6 separate regions of the Homo sapiens genome follow, and all the other regions are linked to region 4. A link is a contact called in ENCODE Hi-C or POLR2A ChIA-PET data. All regions are on one chromosome and are shown on one strand. Each heading gives the region's core, a stretch centred on a gene start or an enhancer-like site at or near the end of the contact. The rest is flanking DNA. Distances are from core to core; before and after follow the strand shown. Region 1 holds the start of E4F1 (E4F transcription factor 1). Region 2 holds the start of TNFRSF12A (TNF receptor superfamily member 12A). Region 3 holds the start of PKMYT1 (protein kinase, membrane associated tyrosine/threonine 1). Region 4 holds the start of ERVK13-1 (endogenous retrovirus group K13 member 1). Region 5 holds the start of ZSCAN10 (zinc finger and SCAN domain containing 10). Region 6 holds the start of ZNF213 (zinc finger protein 213).

Region 1 (3,478 bases), core at 707-3,206, 450 kb after region 4:
AGCCGAGATCGCACCATTGCACTCCAGCCTGGGCAACAAGAGAGAAACGCCGTCTCAAAAAAAAAAAAAAAGAAAATAGAGACGGGGTCTTACTATGTTGCCCAGGCTGGTCTGGAACTCCTTGGGCTCAAGTGATCCTCTCACCTCAGCCTCCCAAAGTGTTGGGGTTACAGGTATGAGCCACAGTGCCCAGCCATCTGCAGCCTCATAGGACAAGCTCAGAGGGTACAGACCCAAGCTCCATCTCCAAAAGCTCTCAGTGCCCCCAGGAATGAGCCCTTAGTGCATCCCCAACACTGCTCTCGGCACATGACACACAATCTTTTTTCTTTTTTTGAGACAGTCTTGCTCTGTCACCCAGGCTGGAGAGCAGTGGTGCGATCTCGGCTTACTGCGACCTCCGTCTCCTGGGCTCAAGCAATTCTCCTACCTCACCTTCCCAAGTAGCTGGGATTACAGACGCGCACCACCACGCCCAGCTAATTTTTGTATTTTTAGTAGAGAAGGGGTTTCACCATGTTGGCCAGGCTGGTCTCGAACTCCTGACCTCAGGTGATCCACCCACCTTGGCCTCCCAAAGTGCTGGGATTACAGGCGTGAGCCACTGCGCCTGGCCACAATCTTTATTTTAATTCCCATGATGCTTCTATGAGGCAGCAGAGCCCGGAAGTTAAAGGGGCTGTGAAGGCCTTCACAGTGCTGAGATCCAATCCAACCCTTGCTACTTAACTACCTGGGTGACCCTGGTCATTTTCTTTTCTTTTGAGACGGAGTCCGGCTCTGCCGCCCAGGCTGGAGTGCAGTGGCGCGGTCTCGGCTCACCGCAAGCTCCACCTCCCGAGTTCACGCCATTCTCCGCCTCAGCCTCCCCACTACAGGCGCCCGCCACCACGCCCGGCTAATTTTGTTTTTTTGTATTTTTAGTAGAGACGGGTTTCACCATGTTGGCCAGGATGGTCTCCATCTCCTGACCTCGTGACCCGCCCGTCTCGACCTCCCAAAGTGCTGGGATTACAGGCGTGAGCCACCGCACCCAGCCCACCCGGTCACTTTCAGGTCTCCAACCTTCGATTTTCCTCATCCCCAAAATGAGAATAACAATAACATCCACCTGTCAGGACTGGTTTGAGAATGAAAAAACCTAAAGCAGGATAAGGGCTTGTTACATTACTGGCAGAAGCCGCCGCCCCATTCTGTAGGGGAAATAGAGGTTCACAGAGGTAGGGTCACCTACCCAGGATCAAAGAACTAGAAAGCGGCAAGTGTGGGACTGGAAGGGGCCACAGGCTGGCTGCAGTGCACCAGCCCTCTTGCACTAGGCTCTGCTGCCTCCCTACGGACAGGCCCAGAGCCCAGATCCTGGAGAAACCGAGGCCCCACCCTCTTGGAACCACCAACAGGGCCCTAGACGCCCATCAGGTGCAGGAGGAAGGGGCCCAGAGGAGGGGAGGGCCAGGCTCAGGCATCGGAGGCAGAGAAGGGCCGGGACGCCGGCGTCTGCGAATGTCTACACCGGGCGCCCGGGGGCTCAGCAACCCGCGAGCACTTGTGGACGCACACCAGAGAGGGGGGATGACAGGCGCCCCGCAGGAGAGGCCCGTGAGGGTCGCAGCAAACCTGGGGGTTTCGTGGAGGGCTGTGAGGGTCCCGCGAGATCCGCGAGGTGTCTGGGTCTGGGAGGGTCGGTCGAGCCCGCAGCTCGGGCCATCCGGGCCTCTGCCAGCCCGGGATGAACTGCCCGCACCCCGGCCGCACCCTCCGGGTCGGCCCGGTTACCTTCCTCGCTGAAGGGCGCCGGGAGGCCGAGGAAGCCGCTGGGGGCCAAGGCCGCCGCCACCGCCGCAACTGCACCCTCGCCCGCTTCCCGCCCGGCTTCGGCCTGGGCTTCTGCCGTATGAGCGGCCGTCACCCGCACTGCCATCGCGCCCTCCATGTCGCAACGCGCCGCAGGAAGATGGCGGATTTACGACCATGTCGTCATAACAACGGGCCGCGCCGAGGCCAGCGTGAGGGAACGGCAAGAGGAGGGCGGGGCAGAACCGGAGCGGATTGACGGACAGGCGGGGAGCCGGGCCTGGATAGCGGTGTGGCCTTAAAGGGCAGAGGCGGGGCCGGGCGCGCTGAGAGCGAAGATGGGGCGGGACTGTGGGGAGGGCGTGGTTACGGTGGAGCAGATTGCCAGCCAGGGGGCGGGGCGGCAGAAGGACCTATGTTCGAGGCTGCACTCGGATTTGAGAGCCAGAGAACGCGAGGGGCGAGCGGACTGGCGGCTGCTAGGCAGCCGCGCCCCAGCGCTTCCGTACCTAAGGACAGGTCGCCCCGCCCGCGGCTGCTGCTGGGAAGCCGCCACAGCTCCAACCAGGGGTGTGGTGCCTGCTGCCCACTGACCGCCTAGGGTGTTAGAGCCTCCCAAGATGGTTACCCGGGTCACGGGAAAAGAACACGGGTCGGGGATGGCTCATGGGTAGCTCTGCGAAGCTGTTTTATTCTTTTATATACTTTTAATTTTTTTTTCTTTCTTTTTTGAGACGGAGTCTCTTTCTATCGCCCAGGCTGGAGTGCAGTGGCGCGATCTCGGCTCACTGCAAGCTCTGCCTCCCGGGTTCACGCCATTCTCCTGCCTCAGCCTCCTGAGTAGCTGGGACTACAGGTGTCCGCCACCACGCCAGGCTAATTTTTTGTATTTTTAGTAGAGACGGGGTTTCACCGTGATAGCCAGGATGGTCTCGATCTCCTGACCTCGTGATCCGCCCGCCTCGGCCTCCCAAAGTGCTGGGATTACAGGCGTGAGCCACCGTGCCCAGCCACTTTTTAAATTTTTTAAAATTTATTTGCATTATGTATTTTAAATAGAGACAGGGTCTTGCTGTTTAGACTAGGCTGGTCTCAAACTCCTAGCCTCAAACCATTTTCCCATTTCGGCCTCCCAAAGTGCTAGGATGACAGGCGTGAGCCACGACTCCCAGCCACGTTGAATTTTTGGTTTTGGAGATGGGGGTTGTTTTTGGTTTTTGTTTGTTTGGGGTGTTTGTTTTTGAGACAGAGTCTCACTCTATCACCTAGGCTGGAGTGCAATGGCGCGATCTCACTGCAGCCTCCGCCTCCTGGGTTCAAATGATTGTCCTGCCTCAGCCTCCCGAGTAGCTGGGACTACAGGAGTGCACCACCATGGCCAGCTAATTTTTGTATTTTTAGTAGAGACAGGGTTTCACCATGTTGGCCTAGATGGTCTCAAGCTCTTGACCTCACGATCTGCCCGCCTCGGCCTCCCAAAGTGCTGGGATTACAAGCATGAGCCACCGCGCCCGGCCTGTTTTTGTTTTTTGAGATGGAGTCTCGCTCTGTCACCTAGGCTAGAATGCAACGGCACGATCTTGGTTCACTGCAATCTCCGCCTCCCAGGTTCAAGCGATTCTCCTGCCTCAGCCTCCTGAGTAGCTGGGACTACAGGCAACTGCCACCACACCCGGCTAATTTT
Region 2 (3,795 bases), core at 36-2,535, 350 kb before region 4:
CAAAAAGCCAGAAAGCAGCCCCAGCACGAAGGTCAGGCTCAGAGCGCCCCCAAGGATGGGCCAAAGCAGCCGGAAGGGGGCAGGAGGTGCTGCAGCGCCTGGGGGCGGGACTCGGAGTCAGACCTCGCCCCTCTCCAGGCCAGCCCCGCCCCCTAAGACTGAGCCTTCTGCCTTCTCCCAAACGTGGCCTCCTCCCTGACCGGAGCCCCCTCCCAGCTCCCACCTCCTCCCGAATGATTTCCCAGATGCAAAGCTCTCGGCCCCGCTCTGCGCACCAGCCACCCTCCCTCCCAGTCTGGGGTCCGCTGGCCACTGGCCCTGCCCCCCACTCACAGCCCAGGCAGAAGTCGCTGTGCGGTCGCGCCCTGCAAGACGCGCAGTCCATGCACTTGTCCAGGTCCGCGCTCCAGGAGCTGCCGCGGGAGCAGGGGGCGGTGCCTGGGGAGGGGGCCTCGGGTCAGAGGCTGGGGGCGGGACTCGGCTATTCTGGGGTCTGAGGTCAGGGTCGGCCGGCTCGAATAACGTGAGTCACCGGCGCCCTCCCCGCGCATTCCTCACAGGTGACCGCACGGCCCGACCGGGACACGGCAGCTCCGGGAGGGAGGGCGTAGCGCGGGACGCTGGGGGTGGGGGGGGTCAGGTCCCCACAACCCCCCTGCCGCCGGCGGGTGACTCACTCCTGGGCACCGGGCCCGACCCCAGTCCCTCCCCCCGCATAGCTGGGCACTGAAGTCACCGGATGGAAGGGGGCACCCCACATGGTATAGAGGGCACAGACCCTAGTGCCTCTCGACGGCCTCCCCAACTCGTCGATCACTGGGGCTAGTTAGACCCTGTACGGACCAGGCTGGGGGCGTGCCCCTTCCTAGACTAAACATCCCGCCCTCACTCACTTTCTCTCTCCATTCGAAGTACTTCGGACTTGTGGAACTGAAGACCCCCCCCAACCCCAATTGGACGGTGGGAGAAACTGAGGCCCGGATTGTGAATGAAGCTTGGAGAGTGATGGAACTTCCCACAGCCGGGAGCGAGCTGTTTGAAGGCCACCTGACCCCAGATCCCCACATCCGCCTGTTCCCCCAGTTCGGCGCTGTTCTCCAGACACCCAGTCCGGCTCCCGAGCCCCGGCCCGGGGTTCCCCGACCCCGGAGTCCCGCGTACCTGGCGCTTGCTCCCCGGCCACGGAGCGCAGCAACGCCAGCCAGAGCCCCAGCACGAGGAGCCGCAGCAACCGGCGCAGCGAGCCCCGAGCCATAGTGCACGTCCTGCGCCCGCCGCTGTCTGCGCCCGCCGCCGGCCGGCAGGGACCCACGGCCGCCGCCCCGCCCCCGCCCCCGCCTTCCGGGGCGGAGCTCTCGCCTCCGCCCGCCTTGAGGTCCGCTTCGGGACGCCCCGCCCCGCGGCGCCCGCTCAGTTCAGTCATTCATTCAACAAAGTCCTGGCGCGGGAGCTGCCAGGACCCCGCAGGGACGCAGACCCCCTTCCTTGCCCAGCCGGTGATCTAGTCCAGCGTGCGTGGTGTGGGGAAATCAAAAATTAGACACGAGTGCTCGCTTCGGCAGCACATATAGAAATCAGACACGAACGGCCGGACGCGGTGGCTCACGCCTTTAATCCCATCAGTTTGGGAGTCTGAGGCAGGCGGATTACGAGGTCAGGAGTTCGAGAGCAGCCTGACCAACGTGGTGAAACGCCGTCTCTACTCGAAATACAAAAATTAGCCGGGCGTGGTGGCGCGCGCCTGCAATCCGAGCTACTCAGGAGGCTGAGGCAGGAGAATCTCTTGAACCCGGGAGGCAGAAGTTGCAGTGAGCCGAGATCGCGCCACTACACTCCAGCCTGGGCGACAGAGTGAGAGTCCGTCTCAAATAAATAAATAAATAAATAAATAAATAAATAAACAAACAAACAAACAATAAAAAGAAATCAGACACACGACCAATCCATGCAGAGATCACTGCAGCTTCCTTCCCCCCACCTCCCCTTGAGATTGCGTCTCACTCTTGCTCAGCCTGGAGTGCAGTGGTACGATCACGGCTCTCTGGGCTCAGGTGAGCCTCCCACCTCAGCCTCCCAAGTAGCTGGGACCACAGGCCCTGCCCCACCACGTCCGGCTAATTTTTGTATTTTTTGTAGAGACCAGGGTCTTACTATGTTGCCCAGGTTAGCCTGGCCACTACAGCTTTGTTAAGGGCCCGGGGGGTATAACAATTAAACCTGAGGTCAGGAGCTCGAGACCAGCCTGGCCAACTTGGTGAACCCCCGTCTTTACTAAAAATAAAAAAAAGAAAGAAGTTAGCCGGGCGTGGTAGTGGGCGCCTGTAATCTCAGCTACTCGGGAGACTGAGGCAGGAGAATTTCTGGAACCTGGGAGACGGAGGTTGCAGTCAGTCGAGATAGCGCCATTGCACTCCAGACTGGGCGACAGAGAGGGCCTCCATCTCAAAAAACAAAACAGGCCGGGCGCGGTGGCTCACGCCTGTAATCCCAGCACATTGGGAGGCCGAGGCGGGCAGATCACGAGGTCAGGAAATCGAGGCCATCCTGGCTAACACGGTGAAACCCCGTCTCTACTAAAAATACAAAAAAATTAGTCGGGGGTGGTGGCGGGCACCTGTAGTAGTCCCAGCTACTCTGGAGGCTGAGGCAGGTGAATGGCGTGAACCCGGAAGGCAGAGCTTGCAGTGAGCCAAGATCGCGCCACCACACTCCAGCCTTGGCGAGAGAGCGAGACTCCATCTCAAAAACAAACAACAACAACAACAAAAAACCAGCAACATAAAAATAATATTATCTGGCCGGGCGCGGTGGCTTAAGCCGGTAATCCCAGCGCAGTGCGAGGCCAAGGCGGGCGGATCGCTTGAGTCCGGGAGTTCGAGACGCCTGGGCAATATAACAAGACCCTGTCTATACAAAACAAAACATAAATTAGCTGGGCACGGTGGCGTGTGCTGCCTGTAGTCCCAGCTACTCAGGAGGCTGAGGCGGGAGGATCGCTTGAGCCCAGAAGGTCGAGACTGCAGTGAGCCGTGATCGCACCACTGCACTCCAGCCTGGGTGACACAGTGAAAATATTTCTCTAAAATAATACCAATAGTATGCCCTTTAATTTGTACCTTAGGACGTAGTTACATAATAAAATGCAGACTTGTTATCTCCATTTTGCAGAGTAGGAAACGAAGGCTCGGGAAGGTTAGGTGAGTTCCCCATGTCACCGCGCTGCTTAAGTGGTGAAGCGGAGTCTCAAGCTCTGTTCTACCCTAAGCCTGGCGCCCTCACCCTGGGTGAGTCTGGACGTCTGCCAGCCCGAGGCGGGCCCAGCGACCCCAGCCTCCAGCGCCCCCCTCTGACAAGCCTGGGATTCGCACGCCCGCTGCCGTCAGGGACAGGGTCTCTGCCCCTCCTCCGGGGCGGTGGTCCAGTGACGTCACCGCTTCTTTAAGACCCCCGCCTCCGCCCCTGTCCCGACACTCGGCCTAGGAATTTCCCTTATCTCCTTCGCAGGTGAGTCCGGGGCTAGTGTGCGTGTTGGAGAGACGCCTCTTGGGGCCGGGTGCAGGGTGGTGGCGGCGTGGGTAGGGGTGCGTGCGAACTCGGGCTGCGGCCACCTGGATGGGCGAGTCCCTGAGGGGGTCGGCCGGTCCGCGCCCAAGCCTCCGAGGTGATAGGGTCCTTCGGGGCTCCCAAGGGTTAAACGCCCCTCCCCCCTCCCCAGGGACAAAGACTCCGAAACCCCTGGCGCCCCTCCCCCACCTGCCTTGCCTCTCGGGGCGGGGCGCCCCTCCCCCCTCCCCC
Region 3 (3,475 bases), core at 426-2,925, 310 kb before region 4:
ACAAGGAAAGGTGCAGGCAGGTGGGCTGCCGCCCCCAGCCAGGATCCCAGCCTCTCCTCCCCCACACTGCTGCTCCATGCACAGAACGTTTACAGAGGGTGCAGGAACTGAATGGGTGGGAAGCTTTGCAGTCCATGACCTGTCAGAGACTTGGGGAGGATGGAGGGTTTGGGGGACTGGTTCTGGAGGCCAGGGCTAGAAGGAGCAGGTAGTCAACAAGTAAACTCACAAACAAAAGATAGAACATCGGACAGAGATCAGGGCAATAGCAAAAATAAGGCGGAAGGAGAGGTGAGAGTGAGAAGGCCAGCGTTTGGGGGAGGGTTGGCCGGAAGCGTACTCCTCCCACCCAGTTAAACAGATAAAGAGCCCCTCGGTGAGGGAAGGAACAATCCCTAGCCCGACTTGCTCCGCGAGGGCCCCTGCTAATCACTTTAGGGGATCATCCCAGCGTCCTCAGCTGTTTTTTTTTTTCCAGGAGAGGAGACTAATCCGAAGCTCAGAAAGGCTCAGTGCATTCCCAAGGTCGTTCAGCCAGGAGAGCGCTGAAGGGATCTGAGCTGAGAGCAAGTCTCAAACTCAGAGAATGGAGGAGCTGCCCCGGAAGTGGCTGCTCGAGGCTGCAGTGAACTATGATCCTGCGGCCAATCGCGGTGGCTCACGCCTGTAATCCCAGCCTTCTGGGAGGCCGAGGCGGGCGGATCGCTTGAGGTCAGAAGTTCGACACTAGCTTGGCCAACATGGTAAAACACCGTCTCTACAAAAAAATGCAAAAATTAGTTGGGTGTGGTGGCGCGCGCCTGTGGTCCCAGCTACTCAGGAGGCTGAGGTGGGAGGAACGCTTGAGCGGGGGAGGCGGAAGTTACAGTGAGTCGAGATCGCCCCACTGCACTCCAGCCTGGACAACAGAATGAGACCCTGTCTAAAAATAAAATACATGAGCCGAGTGCGGTGGCGCGCGCCTGTGATCTCACATACTCGGCAGGCTGAGGTTGGGAGAACCGCCTGAACCTGGGGACTGCACCACTGCATTCCAGCCTTGGTGACAGTGAGACCCTGTCTAAAAAAAAAAAAAAAAGTATCTGAGGCCTGTTGGCAGGGAAGCTGCAGGCAGGCGAGGTCAGGCCAAGCAGAGTCCTGCCTATCTGGAGAGCTTCCTGGAAGAGGCGGCTTTTTCTGGCTCCCGAAGCCGTGCGCTAGGGGTTGGGGGTCGTGCGTCTGGCCTCCCACCGCGACCCTGGTTCAGAACACGGCCGGAGTGAGAAGGGGGGTGCCGGGACCCAGGAGGCCGTAGGGACTTCCTGGTCCTACCCGGAGTAACCCTGGGGCTACGCCTGCTCCGAGCACCGGGATGGCGGTCCCTTTTATGGACCCAAACACTACGCCAGCCCAGCGAGGGCGGTGGGTGTCGGGTGCGAGGCCTGGAGGGCAGTGGGCGTCCCAGGGACTGGGCGGCTGAAGCCCCGCGCAGCGACTCAGAACCAGGCCGCCACCCACGCCCCGGGCCAGCGCGGAGAATCCTGTGCGCCTGCGCAGTGAGCGGCGGGGCGGCTCGGCGGCGCGCACGCAGCACGAGGGGCGGAGCCTCGGAGCCCGGGCACCCCTGACGGGCTGCACTGGGGAGGGGGAGGAGCCTCGAGGCCGGTTTGGAATTTTTGGCGCGAGCAGCTCCGCGCGCGTTCACGGGCCGTTCCCCCTCACGGGAGTCCTCCGCCCGGGCGTCCGGAACAGTCGACGGCAGACTCCGGCCCGCTGAGCCACCCGAGGGGTCCCGTGGCCTCCGCGGACCCGGAATCTGGGCCCTCGCGGACCCGCGCCCCGCCCAGTCGCCCCAGGTGAGCCCAGACCCCGCCGTGAGGGGCCTCGGCGTGGCCACCTCGCCGCTCCCCTCCGCCTCGCCAGGTCTGCGTTACCCCTGCCCCTCAGGCCTCCCCGGCGGCCCGCTCGCGTCCCCTCAGGCCCGCCCCCGCGAGCCCCTGCCTCCCGTCCTCCCCAATTCCTGGTTCCCTTGCCTCGAGCCCCTTCCCAGCGGCGGTCCCGCCCTACTCGCCCCTCCCGGAGACCCCGCCTGCTGTCCATCAACCCCGCGCCGCCGCCCTCCCCGTGACAGTCCTTCCTCCGTGACAGCCCCTGCCCCGGGACAGCCTCTCTTCTTCTGCAACAGCCCCTCTTCCCTCGTGACAGCCCGTCCACTGCTCTGTTCGCCAGGGCTTCCCCACACCCACGGAGTGAAGTCAGCCGCGGCCCTGCCTGGGAGGAACTTACCGTCTACCGGGAAAGGTGGCCAGCAGATGTGTCGGGCCTGGTGAGAGGGTGAGGCGAGACGGCCCGATCGCCCAGGGCCCCGGAAGCTGCGGAGGTCACCCCCGCCTGGCCTTAGCTCAGGGACACCCTGGATTCACGTGGGAGCCCCTGCTCCTGCCTCCCCCGTCCCACCACTGAGGCTGTTGGGCCAGGCCAGTCATGCTAGAACGTAAGTCGTAGGGCAGGGACGGTGGGAGAACTGGGTTAAGATGCACAGGCCCAGGTCCCCGAGTGTGCCAGGGTTGGGCCTGGAGGCTGTGCTTGTGACCAGTGACCTCCAGGATCCCAACACCCTGGCTCCTGACTTGGAGAAACCCTGGGCTGGGACTCTGAGGTAGTTAGAGTCAGAGGAAGAGTCTCCACAAGATGGAGGGCAGCCTGCCAGCCAGGCCCAGGTAGCATCGCTCCCCTCACCCCTGTACTCCCTCAGGTACTGGAGACTGCTCTTTTTAATTTTTTATTTACTATTATGTATATTTTTTTGAGATGGAGTTTTGCTCTTGTCGCCCAGTTGGAGTGCAATGCCGCAATCTCGGCTCACCGCAACTTCCACCTCCTGGGTTCAAGCATTTCTCCTGCCTCAGCCTCTGAGTAGCTGGGACTACAGGCATGCACCAGCACGCCCGGCAAAAATTTGTATCTTTAGTAGAGATGGGGTTTCACCATGTAGGCCAGGCTGGTCTCGAAGTCTTGACCTCAAGTGATCCACCCACCTTGCCTCCCGAAGTGCTGGGATTACAGGCGTGAGCCACCACACCCAGCCGCTCTATTGTTTTTTATAATACTTTGGTGCACCAGCCTCACCAACATGGTGAAACCACATCTCTACTAAAAATATAAAAATTATTCTAGTGTGTTGGCACACGCCTGTAATCCCAGCTACTCAGGAGGCTGAGGCAAGAGAATTACTTGAACCTGGGAGTCGGAGGCTGCAGTGGGCCGAGATCATACCACTGCACTCCAGCCTGGGCAACAGAGTGAGACCCTGTCTCAAAAACAAACAAACAAACAATACCTTGGGGCATAAAGTGTTCCACGGTCCAATCCAATTAAATTTTTTTTTTTTTTTGAGACAGAGTCTCGCTCTGTTGCCCAGGCTGGAGTGCAGTGGCATGATCTTGGCTCACTGTAATCTCTGCCTCCCAGGTTCAAGCAATTCCCCTGCCTCAGC
Region 4 (3,329 bases), core at 430-2,929:
TTCTTGTCCTGAGGTCATCCATTGGTCATGGACAGAGGTTCTGGGTAGGAAAGGATGAGATAAAGAGTGGGGTCAGTCTCCTTCCTCCAGCCTGGGTCCGGAGAATCTTGCTGGGCCAGGTGAGACATCCGCTCCCTGTGTGGTGTCCTAGGATGGGCAGCTGGACCTGACCAGTGGGGAGGTTTCTCTGTGTCTCCAGAGGGCAGAGGGGCTGCCTGGTCTGGCTTCCCTTGGGCTTGGCCAAGCATTCTGGCTGCCACTGAGGCCTCCAGGACAACTGAGAACTGTCCTTTCTTCCTTGCCCTTCAGCTGCCCCTGTCTTCTCTGCCCCTGGTGCCTGCTCAGCTGCTTTCTTCACAGGACAGCCTTCTTGTCACCCTTGGCCCCTGCCCCGAGGCTCCTCCACCCCAGGCTCTGTGTTCTAAAGTTCACCGTGTACAATTTCCTCAAGTTGTTTCTCCTTCACTGCTTCCCTTTTCTCTGTTCATTACTCAAGATCTGCATGGCCATGTGTCAGTATAAAAAAAAATAAAGTTGGCCGGGCGGGGTGGCTCACCCCTGTAATCCCAGCACTTTGGGAAGCGTGGTGGGCAGATCATGAGGTCAGGAGTTCGAGACCAGTCTGGCCAATATGGTGAAACCCCATCTCTACGAAAAATACAAAAATTAGCTGGGTGTGGTGGCACGCACCTGTAGTCCCAGCTACTCAGGAGGCTGAGGCAGGAGAATTGCTTGAACCCAGAAGGTGGAGGTTGCAGTGAAATTGCCATTGACTCCAGCCTGGGTGACACAGCGAGACTTCGTCTCAAAAAAAAAAAAAAAGTTAACCCATTTCAGTTGGGTGCAGTACCTCACGCCTCTAATGCCAGCACTTTGGGAGGCCGAGGCAGGCGGAAAGAGCGAGACCATCTCAAAAAAAAAAAAAAAAAAAAAGAATTGCTTGAACCCAGGAGGTGGAGGTTGCAGTGACTAGAGATCGAGCCACTGCACTCCAGCCTTGGCGACAGAGCAAGACTCCGTCTCAAAACAAACAAACAAAAAAACCTAAAATACAAAAAACACAAGCAAAAAATCATGATTGACATTAACAACTACAAAAAGAAAAACAAACAAAAAAAAAACCGCCACAAAATCATTTATAGGTAAGGACAGAAGTTCTGAGGCTGCCTCCAGGACTATGGACAGTGGTAGGATTGGTTGTTTTCCGCTTTATGAATGTGACTTATAGCCCAGATTTCCTTCCGTGAACGCTTGTTAGTTGTGAAACTAGCAAAGTTGCGCCTCCGCATTTACGCAGAGCCGGCTCCGGAGTCCGAGCCCCGGGTTCGAGCCCAGCCCCGCTATTACCTCGGGCGTGACCTTGGCCGGAGCCAGGTCCCCTCTGAGCCTCAGTTTCCCGGTCTGGGAGCTGGGAATGACAGCTCGCCCCACCCCCGCAGAGCCCCGCCCCCGGGGCCCTGGGATTGGTTCGCGCGAGGTCCCCCTGCCCAGGCGGGGCCGGGCCTCTCCCGCCCGCCAGGCCCCAACCCGGAAATGCAGCTGGGGCAGAGGCGGGGCCCACTCAGACCGCGGCGAAGGGACGATGGGCGCGGCCAATGGGCGCGGGCGGCGGCGGCGGTGCGACGGAAGTCCTGCCTGGCGTCGCGCGGGGGCGGGGCGTCGCGGGGGGCGGGGGCATCGCGGGGGGCGGGGCGTCGCGGGCACAGCGTGAGGGCCGCCGTTGCTGGAGTTCAGCTTAGGGAAGGAGGACTCTGAGGAGGCCCCGAGCGGCGGAGCGCTTCGGGGGAGGCGCCCGCGCAGACGCGAGGCCCATAGCCAGGACCACCACCTAGCTGGTGAGCGCGCGGCGAGGCGGGGCGGCCCGGGGTCCCGAGGGTCGGGTGCCGCCTTACCTGCGGCCGGGCGGCCGGGCCGGGGATGGCGGGCGCCGGCCGAGGGCGCTGCTTGGCTGCGGCGGGGAGACCGGGCCTGGGTTGCGTCGGGCGGCGGCCTGGCCGGGGGCGCTGACAGACGCGCGGAGGGCGGGGGAGGCCGGGAGGTGTCACCCGGCCCAGCGGGGTGGAAGTGCCTGGAAAGTTTGTTTTCGGCTTGGCGCAGCCTGGAGCCGAGCCTCCAGGGTTACCTTTCGGTTCTGTCTGTAGAGGAACCGCCCTGGGCTTCCACCTGGAACGGGGTCCTTGGCGCCTCCGCCTGCGAGAGAAGCAGAAGGTGCAAGTTCTTGCTGAAAGCACCTGATGCTCCTGGGCCCCCTTTTCCAGATTCTTGATGACATTGGTCGGGAAAACTCGCCTTTCACGGCCCGGCCAAGGGGCATTTGGGTGCTTTTGCTGCCCGTGGCTGTGCTCAGCGTTGTGGGAAGCCCCTGGGAGGCCGAATGTGCAGGATCACCGAGGGGAAAGTGAGCTTGACAGGTAGGAGGGATTTTAGGGGAAGGATCAAAACAAACCACTTGTTGGGTGAAATGTTTTGCTAAATGTATCGCTGGTGTTTATTTTCTCTCTGTCGCTAAAAGTATCCCTCGTGTTTTTATGTTTTCCATATGCTAAGTTCTACAGTCTGGGGACGACGGTTTAAAAATTTATGCCTTGCATGCGATGTGCAGTGGGTGATGGAAGAACGTCTACATGGCTTTAAAATTGGATTTAAAAGGCAAATATTTTAAATGAAGGAAAACCCAAGAAGTTTACTTGATTCCTTATCTTCCAGGATGCGACTTTTGTTTATTTATTTATTTTATTTTGATGGAGTCTCGCTGCCGTCGCGCAGGCTGGAGTGCAGTGACGCGATCTTGACCCGGGAACCTCCACCTCCCGGGTTCAAGCGATTCTCCTTCCTCAACCACCCGAGTAGCTGGGATTACAGGCGTGTGCCACCATGCCCGGCTAATTTTTGTGTTTTTAGTAGAGACCGGGGAAGGTATGGGCCCTCTTTTGAGAAAAATGCAGAGTGACACTGAATTTTGTAACTACATCAGGAGGCTCTTGAACCTTCTGCAGCTCACTCGTGGAGTTTGTAGAGATGCGTAATAATCCGAAGTGTTAAGGAAGAAGGTTCTGTTGAGAAAAAGTTGGAGGGCTGAAAGGGATGCCTTTCGCTATTTCGACATGTGTGGCTGTACCCCAGAGTGCCCTGGCTAACACGCAAAACCATGAATTAGGCGGCTTGGCGAGGCTCAGTGGAGGCTGGGGCCGAGAGTCATGTCAAAGTTTGTGGGGTTAACCTGCACCCAGTGACAGTCATGGCGAAGTTTGTGAGGTTAACTCGCACCCAGTAACGCTGTTCCAATGCAAGGTGTGTATTTGGTGTCATCCACGGGAAGAGGAAACAGC
Region 5 (3,787 bases), core at 579-3,078, 430 kb before region 4:
TTGTCCCCAATGCCCAGGGCAGTGAGAGCAGCTCTACACGGAGGCCAGTCCCTGAGGCTTCCTCGGTGGCCTCAGACCTCGGAGTACACACGTGCAGTCCTTACCTCCCAAAGATAAACCTAACCTCTCACTCTGCTCTTCACCTACTTCAGACTGCTGTCCCATATATGGTCACCAGAGACATATGAGAACCACTAGAGATAGCCCCAAACTGAAAACTGCCCACGGGCTACCCATAGCAGAATGAATAACTGATGTAATGAGGAAAATCATTCAGCAACGAGAGGGAAAGAACGCTCGATGGCATGGAGTCCCAGCTGTAGTCCCAGCTCCTTGGTAGACCGAGATGGGAGGATCACTTTAACCCAGGAGTTTGAGTCCAGCCTGGGAGATATGGCAAGACCTTGTCTCTAATAAAATAAAATAAGTGGAATTGGGAAAATTACAATTTTAAAAGAAACAAAAATTTTTAGTAGAGATGGGGTTTCACCATGTTGTCCAGGCTAGTCTTGAACTCCTGACCTCAGGTGATTAAAGAGGCTGAGTGCGGTGGCTCATGCCTGTAATCCCAGCACTTTGGGAGGCCAAGGCAGGTGGATCACCTGAGTTCAGGAGTTCAAGACTAGCCTGGCCAAAATGATGAAACCCCATCTCTACAAAAAAAAAAAAAAAAAAAAAAATGAACCGGGCATGATGAGACAGGCCCCACGCCTCTCGCTTCCGAGACTGTAATGGCTGCCTGGTCCCGCCAAGGCCACACCCGCTCCGGCGCTACAGCACCCCGCCCCGCCCCGGACACGCCCCCTCCGTCCCTACAGAACCCCGCCCCGCCCCTTGGCCTTCAGGCCCACTTCCCTGGGGGCGGGGTTTTCTGGCCCCGCCCCTGAACAAACTATGGAGTGGGAGGAGCCCGCGACTGGGAGAGCGAGGCGCGGGACGCGGGGAATGCAGAGCAGACCAAGGAGAAAGACCGTCGTACGAAGGGAGCACTAGACAACTGAAGTAGGAACAGGATGAGCTCAGGTGTTAAGTGCAGGAAAACAAAGACCCGTCAGATGAGCCAGTCAGGAGGGTCCTGGCCCCAACGGACCGAGGGGTCTAGGCCGGGGGAACGGCCAACACCTGAGAGGTGGTCCTGGCTCCCCGGGGGCTCAGAACGCTCAGGAAGGCACCAGCTGCAGCCAAGGGCACAACCCAAGAAGGCACCTTAAGCACAGGGATGGAATTAGTTTGGGGCCAAACGCTGTTGGTTAGGTCACTTCCCTCCCGGGGAGCCCTTGCTTCGTCATCGGTAAAGTTGGGACAAAAGCCACCTGGCAGGACTTGGGAGGACTTTAGGTGACCGTGTAGATGGAGCAAACTCTGCCCCATCACATCCTCCTCTTCCATTTTTTCCTAGCACCGTCGCTGCTCCTTTGCCCTAGAATGTAAGCCCCTGAGAGCAGGGCCTCATTCCTTCAGTTTCTCTCTGTGTCCTTAGCCCCTGCTTTGTAACAGTGCCTGGCACACAGGAGGCCATTGCAAAGAGTAGTCACGTGAATGAAAAGCCTAGCAAAGAAGCCAGCACACTGTGGGCATTTAAAAATGGCAGCTCTTAGCCCAAAGGAAAGACGGGCAGACCTGCAAGGGGCACCAGGCCAGTCTTGATTTGGGAGGTGGTTACACTCTCACACAGGCTGGGATTGAAATCTGGATTTCTCACTTTGTCTTCATGTCACTGGCCCCGCCCTCTTCCCATCCCGCTCCCAAACTGGGAGCTTAAGGGTTAACTCTAGGAAGCCCCTCATCACCTGGATGGGATGGGACTGGGGCAAGGAACTTCCTGTTCCATTTTCCCAGAGCCCTTCCCCAGGCTGGCGGAGGCTGGCTTTGGCCCTGGAGTCCTCAGAAAACCCCCCAGCATCTCTGCCTGTGTAGTGGGGACTCCGAGTGGTGAGTTGGAGGGAGGTCGGGGTGCAGGCTGCCAGGACGGGTGCTAGGAGCTCGCAGCAGCTTGGAGAGAGCAGGGGAGGCTCCAGGCCTTGGTGCTGGGGTGGGGGCTGGAAGAGTCTTGGGAGGATGTAGAGGGTCTGCTGGGGAGCCTCGTGCCAGCCAGCTTGGTGGACCTGTCGCGATGGGGGCGTTGGGGACGAGGGAGATCGCAGAACTTCCTGTGACATTGAAGAAGGCTGGCTTCACGTGCTCCCAGGTGGACTGATGGGCCTTGTCCACTCAGCCCAGCACGCGGAGGGAGGCCCCTCCAACAAACAACAAATCAGGCAGCTGCCAACTGTGTCCAGGGAGAAAGGGAGTGTTCCCGGCTGAGGACCCCACCTTTGCCGCCTTCCCCAACTCTGGGCTCTCAGGTGACCTGGGTGGGTCTCGTGGCAGCACCTCCACCCCGGGCTCCAAATTAAGCTGCTCAAATGTTGGATGGTGGCTGTAGAGCCTCTGCCTGCCTCCCTACCCAGCCCACCCCCAACAGAGGTGCATATTAACAGAGCTTTTGTCCTGGAGATCTGGGGGGAGGGAGAGATTCTCTGAAGCCAACTTGTCTCGAATTCCACCTCTTTGAAACCTTTTGGAGAGATCTCACCTGGAGATTCCGGCCTCCCTGTGTGGCTTGCCCTGAGAGCTGAAATTTGGAATCTTCATTTTTTTTCTGTTTCATGCTGTGATATTTCGGCTAAGGCTAGGAAAATGGCACAGAGCAGGATGGAGATCAGTTCCTTTTCTGTTTCAGAGCTTTGGCACTGTGTTCTAGACCTACACTCTCAGCCTAAAGCAAACCTTGGCTCCACCTGGTGTGACCCTGAGCATGTCACCAAGTGCAAAGCTTGGTCTTTGCACTTGGCAAAGGGAGAAGTGATTGTTTCGTGCGTGGGCTGGACTGGGATGAAATGAGCTTAATCGCCAGACACTCAGTACCTGCCCGCTGCTCCTGCACGGCAATGGATGAGCAGTGATTAGTTTTCTTGTTATTTTGTGCATGCTACTAAAAACCAGTGAAACGTAATCCCATTTTCTTCCCCCTCCCCCACTCTTTTTTTTTCTTTTCTTTTCTTTTCTTTCTTTCTTTCTTTTTTTTTTTTTTTTTTTTGAGACAGGGTCTTCGCCTTTTATCCAGGCTGGTGTGCAGTGGCGCGAACATGGCTCACTGCAGCTTTGACCCCCCAGGTTCAAGCAATCCTTCTGCCTTGGCCACCCAAAATGCTGGGATTATAAGCATGAGCCACCGCATCCGGCCTCACAACACCATTTTTCTGATCATTTATCACAGACTTTTTCTGTCCTAGACGTTGTTACATGCTTTCCTTCGAGATGGCCAGAATCACTGCCATTCCCTAATTTCTGCTAACAGACACTGAAGCAACTTCAAGTGCTGGATGAACACTCATTGAACTAGACACAGCTCCTACTCCCAGGCCAGGCAGAGAAATACGCTCATCTGTGATTGAGGCACTCCATCGCCCTAGTGGGGAGAGATGGGGTGGGAGGATGGGGGCTGCCTGGAGTGGATGCCAGAGGGCAGGAAAGCGTAGTTCCGGCTCGGGGGTGGTTACACTCTCACACATGCAGGGGTTGAAATCTGGATTTCTCACTTTGTCTTCGCTTATCTGGCCCCACCCTGTCCCCATCCACCTCCCAAACTGGGAGCTTGAGGGTTAACGCTAGGAAGCCCCTCAACACCTGGATGGGATGGGACTGGGGCAGGGAACTTCCCGTTCCATTTTGTCAGAGTCCTTCCCCAGGTGGCTGAGGTTGGGAGATGCAGGGGAGCCGGGGTAGGGGTGAGGGGCTTGGAAGA
Region 6 (3,629 bases), core at 211-2,710, 460 kb before region 4:
GCCTCGGCCTCCTAAAGTGCTGGGATTACAGGCGTGAGCCACTGCGCCCGGCCTAATTAAAAAATTTTAACTGATATGTTTCATTATTTAGTGTTGCCCCAGATCCCTCTGGAGATGTGCTTGATATATCGTCTGTGCACTATATTATCTTTCTCAAATTTGAAAACCTCTGAATTCCAAAACACATCTGGCCCTGAGGTGTCACAGAAGGGCTTACAGACACCATCCAAAGCCATTTATCCACAGGTACATATAAATGTATGACACATTTATACCTTACATTGTTACTCTCTACTGAAAAGTGTATTATGCAATTTTCAGTAATCGATTTTTTGTTTCAACAATAAAAATACAAACTGGCCGGGCTTGGTGGCTTATGCCTGTAATCCCAGCATTTTGGGAGACAGACACAGGATGATTGCTTGAGGCCAGGGGTTCAAGACCCCTTTGGGAAGACAATGTGAGACGCCATCTGTACCAAAAAACAAAAAAAGCCAGGTGGGGCTCCTGTAGTCCCAGCTACTGGGGAGGCTGAGGAGGAAAGATTGCTTGAGTCCAGGAGTTTGAGGTTGCAATGAGCTATGATCGCACCACTGTACTCCAGCCTGGGCAACAGAGTGAGACCATCTCAAAAAAAAAAAAAAAAGAAAGAAAAGAAAAGTAAAAAGAAAATGAAAAAAATACAAACCATCTTAATAAAAAAGGGAAGATTCAAACAATATAGAAATCTGTAAAACTCTCCCTTCCTCAATACCATTGTACCCCCCGACTTAACAGTCTGACAAATGACGTCCCAGACCTTTTCCTGTGCTTTTACTAAAAAAGTCATCCATAGCGGGGAGAAAAGGTGCTTGATGTGTTTCTACATAAATGAGACCTTACTGCACAGACATTAGCGGCACTATGAGCTTCCGCGGTATGGATATGCTCTAGTTTCTTAATCAATACTCGAGTGATGCATTCGGGTTGTTTCCAATTCTTTAGTCCATCCTAAGCACTTTATTTATTCTGCTCCTCACAAGACCCCTGAAAGGTGCGCGCACCATTCTCATCCTCTGGTGACTTCGAAGAAGACTTTCCTCGAAGAGGGCCAGGACTCACCAGGGTCGCTCAGCAGGACACGGCAGGCGGGAAGGCGAGCCAGCCGGAGCCCCGCGCTGTCCACCGCAGCCTCGCCCGCGGGGCGAGCGGCGATCGTACAGGGGCGTCTGCCGGGGGACCAAGCTGGCAGAGCGGCGCGGGGGACCAGCACTTCCTAGCAGTGCGCGCGCCCTCCGGCCTCTGCCTCGGGGCGCTGATCCCGGCCACTCGGAGCCCGGTGCTTGATGTTGGAGCCAGGCGGCCAGAGGCCCCGTCCCCGCCCCGGCCCCCGCCCCCGCCCCCGCCCCCGAAACACACAACGCCCACTACGGCCCAGGAGATCCCACTTCCGCCGCGAGCTCCCGGCGCCGGAAGTCCTCGCGGGGCTCGCTGGGAAACTACGCTACGCAAGCATTCCCCAGCTCCCAGAAAGCCGTTCGTCCACTGAGCCCGCCTTCTCCATGACCGATGGCCAATGAACAGGAAGAATTCTCAGGCTGCCTATTAGAAGACAGAAACTCCATACGCGTCATACACCTGCACCCGGGAGGAAAGGCGAGGCTCTGCATCTAGATTTACCTCGTTCTCTTTTGTCTCCGCTTTTTTTTCACATTTCCTTGCGACCCTGGCCCTTGAGCGACAAAAAGGGGAAGCCAAGGCTGGCCCGAGGAACGGAGAGGGCACATGGCCTAGCCACAAGTGGAGCTTCTGCTCCGCCCGAAGGGATGCGCTGGAGCGGCCTCTTCCTTCTGCCACGGTCTTTCTTTGCCAACTAGTAGGTGAGGGCCGAAAGGCCGCGGGCCGTGGAGCTCGGGCCGGGGAGACTCTTTTCTAGCCTCTTGGGTCCCGCTCCTCCCAATTCCCTGGAGAGGCGTCGAGCTTGCTGGGAAGTGCCCTCGGGTAAGGGGCGCGGAGCCTCCTGCGGCGATCCTCTGTCTTCGGGTCGCCTTAGCAGGACGCGGCAAGCGGGACACTGACCTGGCCGGAGTCCCGCGTTCTCTCACCAGCTGCTTTGTCCACGAGTTGCTGCTGGGCGTCAGGGGTCCCACGGCCCGGAGGGATCTAGAGCAGGGGGGCTCGGGGTCCTTTCCATACCCTCGGATCCTCTCCCACTCTCTCCACGCCTCGACCCGGAGATGATTTCAGGCTCCAGATCTCTTTCATAAATGGAAAGAGTTTTTTTGGTTTGTTTTGTCTTAATTATGTAGGTGTTGCATGCTTGGAAGAGAAAATTTAGAAAATTAATTGGAAAACCATAAAGATAGCTTTCTCGTGATAGCCACAAGGCTTGCTCCCTCATTCTGCTCATATGTCACCCCCTCAAGGAGGCCTTCCCCAGCTCTGTAAACAACCTGTGCTCGGCGTTAACTTTTCTCCCTAATGTTTATCACTACCTGACATATACGTGTTTCCCACGACTCAACGATAAGTGTTCATGAGGGCAGACACTTTTTAATGCCCTATGACAAGCACCTAGAATTGTGCCTGGCACATGGTAGATGCTTAGTAAATATTTGTTTAATGAATGAAGGTAAAAAACATTTCTAATACGACCATCCAGGAATAAGTACTATTCATGTTTTAGTGTGTTCTTACAGTTTTACTGTTCAGACAGTTATATGCCTGTGAATATATATTATATATGTGTGTATATATATATATATATATATATATATATTTTTTTTTTTTTTTTGAGACAGAGTCTCGCTCTGTCACCCAGGCTGGACTGCAGTGGCGCGATCTTGGCTCACTGCAACCTCCGCCTCCTGGATTCAAGCGATTCTTCTGCCTCAGCCTCCCGAGTAGCTAGGATTACAGGCATGTGTCACCACGCCCGGCTAATTTTGTATTTTTAGTAGAGACGGGGTTTCTCCGTGTTGGTCAGGCTGGTCTCGAACTCCTGACCTCAGGTGATCTGCCCGCCTCGGCCTCCCAAAGTGCTGAGATTACAGACGTGAGCCACCGTGCCTGGCGGAATTTTCATATTTTAAGTCCCCCACCCTTGGACATTTAGATTTTTTCCATCTTTCTGTATTTGCAGATATGCTTCTACGTACACCTTTATTCATTTGCTTGAACATTTCCCTGAGAAAAACTAGAAATGGAATTGCCAGATTACTTTGTGTACATGTTTCCAAACTGTCCTCCAGAAAGAATGTAATGCTTTGAACTTCCACTTGAGAATCAAATGTTTACCTTCCTCTGTTCCTCCAGATTTGGACATTTACAGTGTTCAGCCGTTGTTGTGGCATTCCAATTCAATTGGGAAACAGCTTGATGTAGCGTCCCCATAAGGTCCACAGTAATTAAATTTTTTTTTTTTTTTTTTGGTGCGGTAGTGCAATTTCATGGCTCACTGCAACCTCCACCTCCCAGGTTCAAGCGATCCTCCCATCTCAGCCTCCCTAGTAGCTGGGATTACAGGTGCACGCCACCACACCAGGCTAATTTTTGTATTTTTAGTAGAGATGGGGTTTCACCAGGTTAGCCAGGCTGGTCTTGAACTCCAGACCTCAAGGGATCCGCCTGCCTCAGCTTTCCAAAGTGCT

Evidence for each region. A loop is a pair of places that touch in the nucleus more often than their neighbours do. ChIA-PET counts read pairs that join two places held with the same protein, here RNA polymerase II (POLR2A). Pooled maps may share reads with other maps.
Region 1: a loop to region 4 is called in a pooled map, with 21 times the contacts of the local background. The contact joins the promoter of E4F1 here to the promoter of ERVK13-1 in region 4. A Hi-C loop is called at or near these places in 1 of 37 single-sample maps with no recorded cell type and 11 of 50 pooled maps. POLR2A ChIA-PET finds 5 or more read pairs at or near these places in 2 of 52 experiments (A549 and Panc1).
Region 2: a map of transverse colon shows a loop between it and region 4 (37-fold over the local background). The contact joins the promoter of TNFRSF12A here to the promoter of ERVK13-1 in region 4. A Hi-C loop is called at or near these places in 1 of 168 maps with a recorded cell type or tissue (transverse colon), 2 of 37 single-sample maps with no recorded cell type and 12 of 50 pooled maps. POLR2A ChIA-PET finds 5 or more read pairs at or near these places in 1 of 52 experiments (MCF 10A).
Region 3: a map of mammary epithelial cell shows a loop between it and region 4 (14-fold over the local background). The contact joins the promoter of PKMYT1 here to the promoter of ERVK13-1 in region 4. A Hi-C loop is called at or near these places in 1 of 168 maps with a recorded cell type or tissue (mammary epithelial cell) and 8 of 50 pooled maps.
Region 5: a loop to region 4 is called in a pooled map, with 4 times the contacts of the local background. The contact joins the promoter of ZSCAN10 here to the promoter of ERVK13-1 in region 4. A Hi-C loop is called at or near these places in 1 of 37 single-sample maps with no recorded cell type and 6 of 50 pooled maps. POLR2A ChIA-PET finds 5 or more read pairs at or near these places in 1 of 52 experiments (A549).
Region 6: a loop to region 4 is called in a pooled map, with 5 times the contacts of the local background. The contact joins the promoter of ZNF213 here to the promoter of ERVK13-1 in region 4. A Hi-C loop is called at or near these places in 1 of 37 single-sample maps with no recorded cell type and 6 of 50 pooled maps.

Annotation. Positions count from the first base shown.
Region 1 is chr16:2,222,069-2,225,546 of GRCh38, reverse strand. E4F1 (E4F transcription factor 1) reads right to left here and starts at 1,956. Exons shown (of 14, transcript NM_004424.5): 1 at 1,777-1,956. The coding sequence starts at 1,933. RefSeq lists enhancers at 1-266, 1,522-1,661, 1,892-2,061 and silencers at 1,742-1,831, 2,122-2,261.
Region 2 is chr16:3,017,858-3,021,652 of GRCh38, reverse strand. TNFRSF12A (TNF receptor superfamily member 12A) reads right to left here and starts at 1,285. Exons shown (of 4, transcript NM_016639.3): 1 at 1,162-1,285; 2 at 334-438; 3 at 1-98. The coding sequence starts at 1,255. CLDN6 (claudin 6) reads left to right here and starts at 3,470. Exons shown (of 2, transcript NM_021195.5): 1 at 3,470-3,504. RefSeq lists enhancers at 1-217, 1-956, 863-1,507, 2,276-2,871, 3,469-3,795 and silencers at 197-366, 1,217-1,436.
Region 3 is chr16:2,978,646-2,982,120 of GRCh38, reverse strand. It overlaps PKMYT1 (protein kinase, membrane associated tyrosine/threonine 1), which reads left to right and starts at 1,675. Exons shown (of 9, transcript NM_004203.5): 1 at 1,675-1,835; 2 at 2,209-2,473. The coding sequence starts at 2,464. RefSeq lists enhancers at 356-1,232, 1,233-2,108, 2,109-2,985 and silencers at 1,342-1,701, 1,712-1,941.
Region 4 is chr16:2,671,789-2,675,117 of GRCh38, reverse strand. ERVK13-1 (endogenous retrovirus group K13 member 1) reads left to right here and starts at 1,679. Exons shown (of 3, transcript NR_040023.1): 1 at 1,679-1,835; 2 at 2,548-3,329. It overlaps LOC124903627 (a long non-coding RNA gene), which reads right to left and starts at 1,995. Exons shown (of 2, transcript XR_007064945.1): 1 at 1,893-1,995; 2 at 1-40. RefSeq lists silencers at 1,309-1,698, 1,709-2,028.
Region 5 is chr16:3,097,335-3,101,121 of GRCh38, reverse strand. It overlaps ZSCAN10 (zinc finger and SCAN domain containing 10), which reads left to right and starts at 1,828. Exons shown (of 6, transcript NM_032805.3): 1 at 1,828-1,932. RefSeq lists a silencer at 806-865 and an enhancer at 1,026-1,075.
Region 6 is chr16:3,132,860-3,136,488 of GRCh38, reverse strand. It overlaps ZNF213 (zinc finger protein 213), which reads right to left and starts at 1,460. Exons shown (of 6, transcript NM_004220.3): 1 at 1,102-1,460. It overlaps ZNF213-AS1 (ZNF213 antisense RNA 1), which reads left to right and starts at 1,607. Exons shown (of 6, transcript NR_110900.1): 1 at 1,607-1,859; 2 at 3,547-3,629. RefSeq lists a silencer at 1,170-1,399 and enhancers at 1,510-1,699, 1,710-1,879.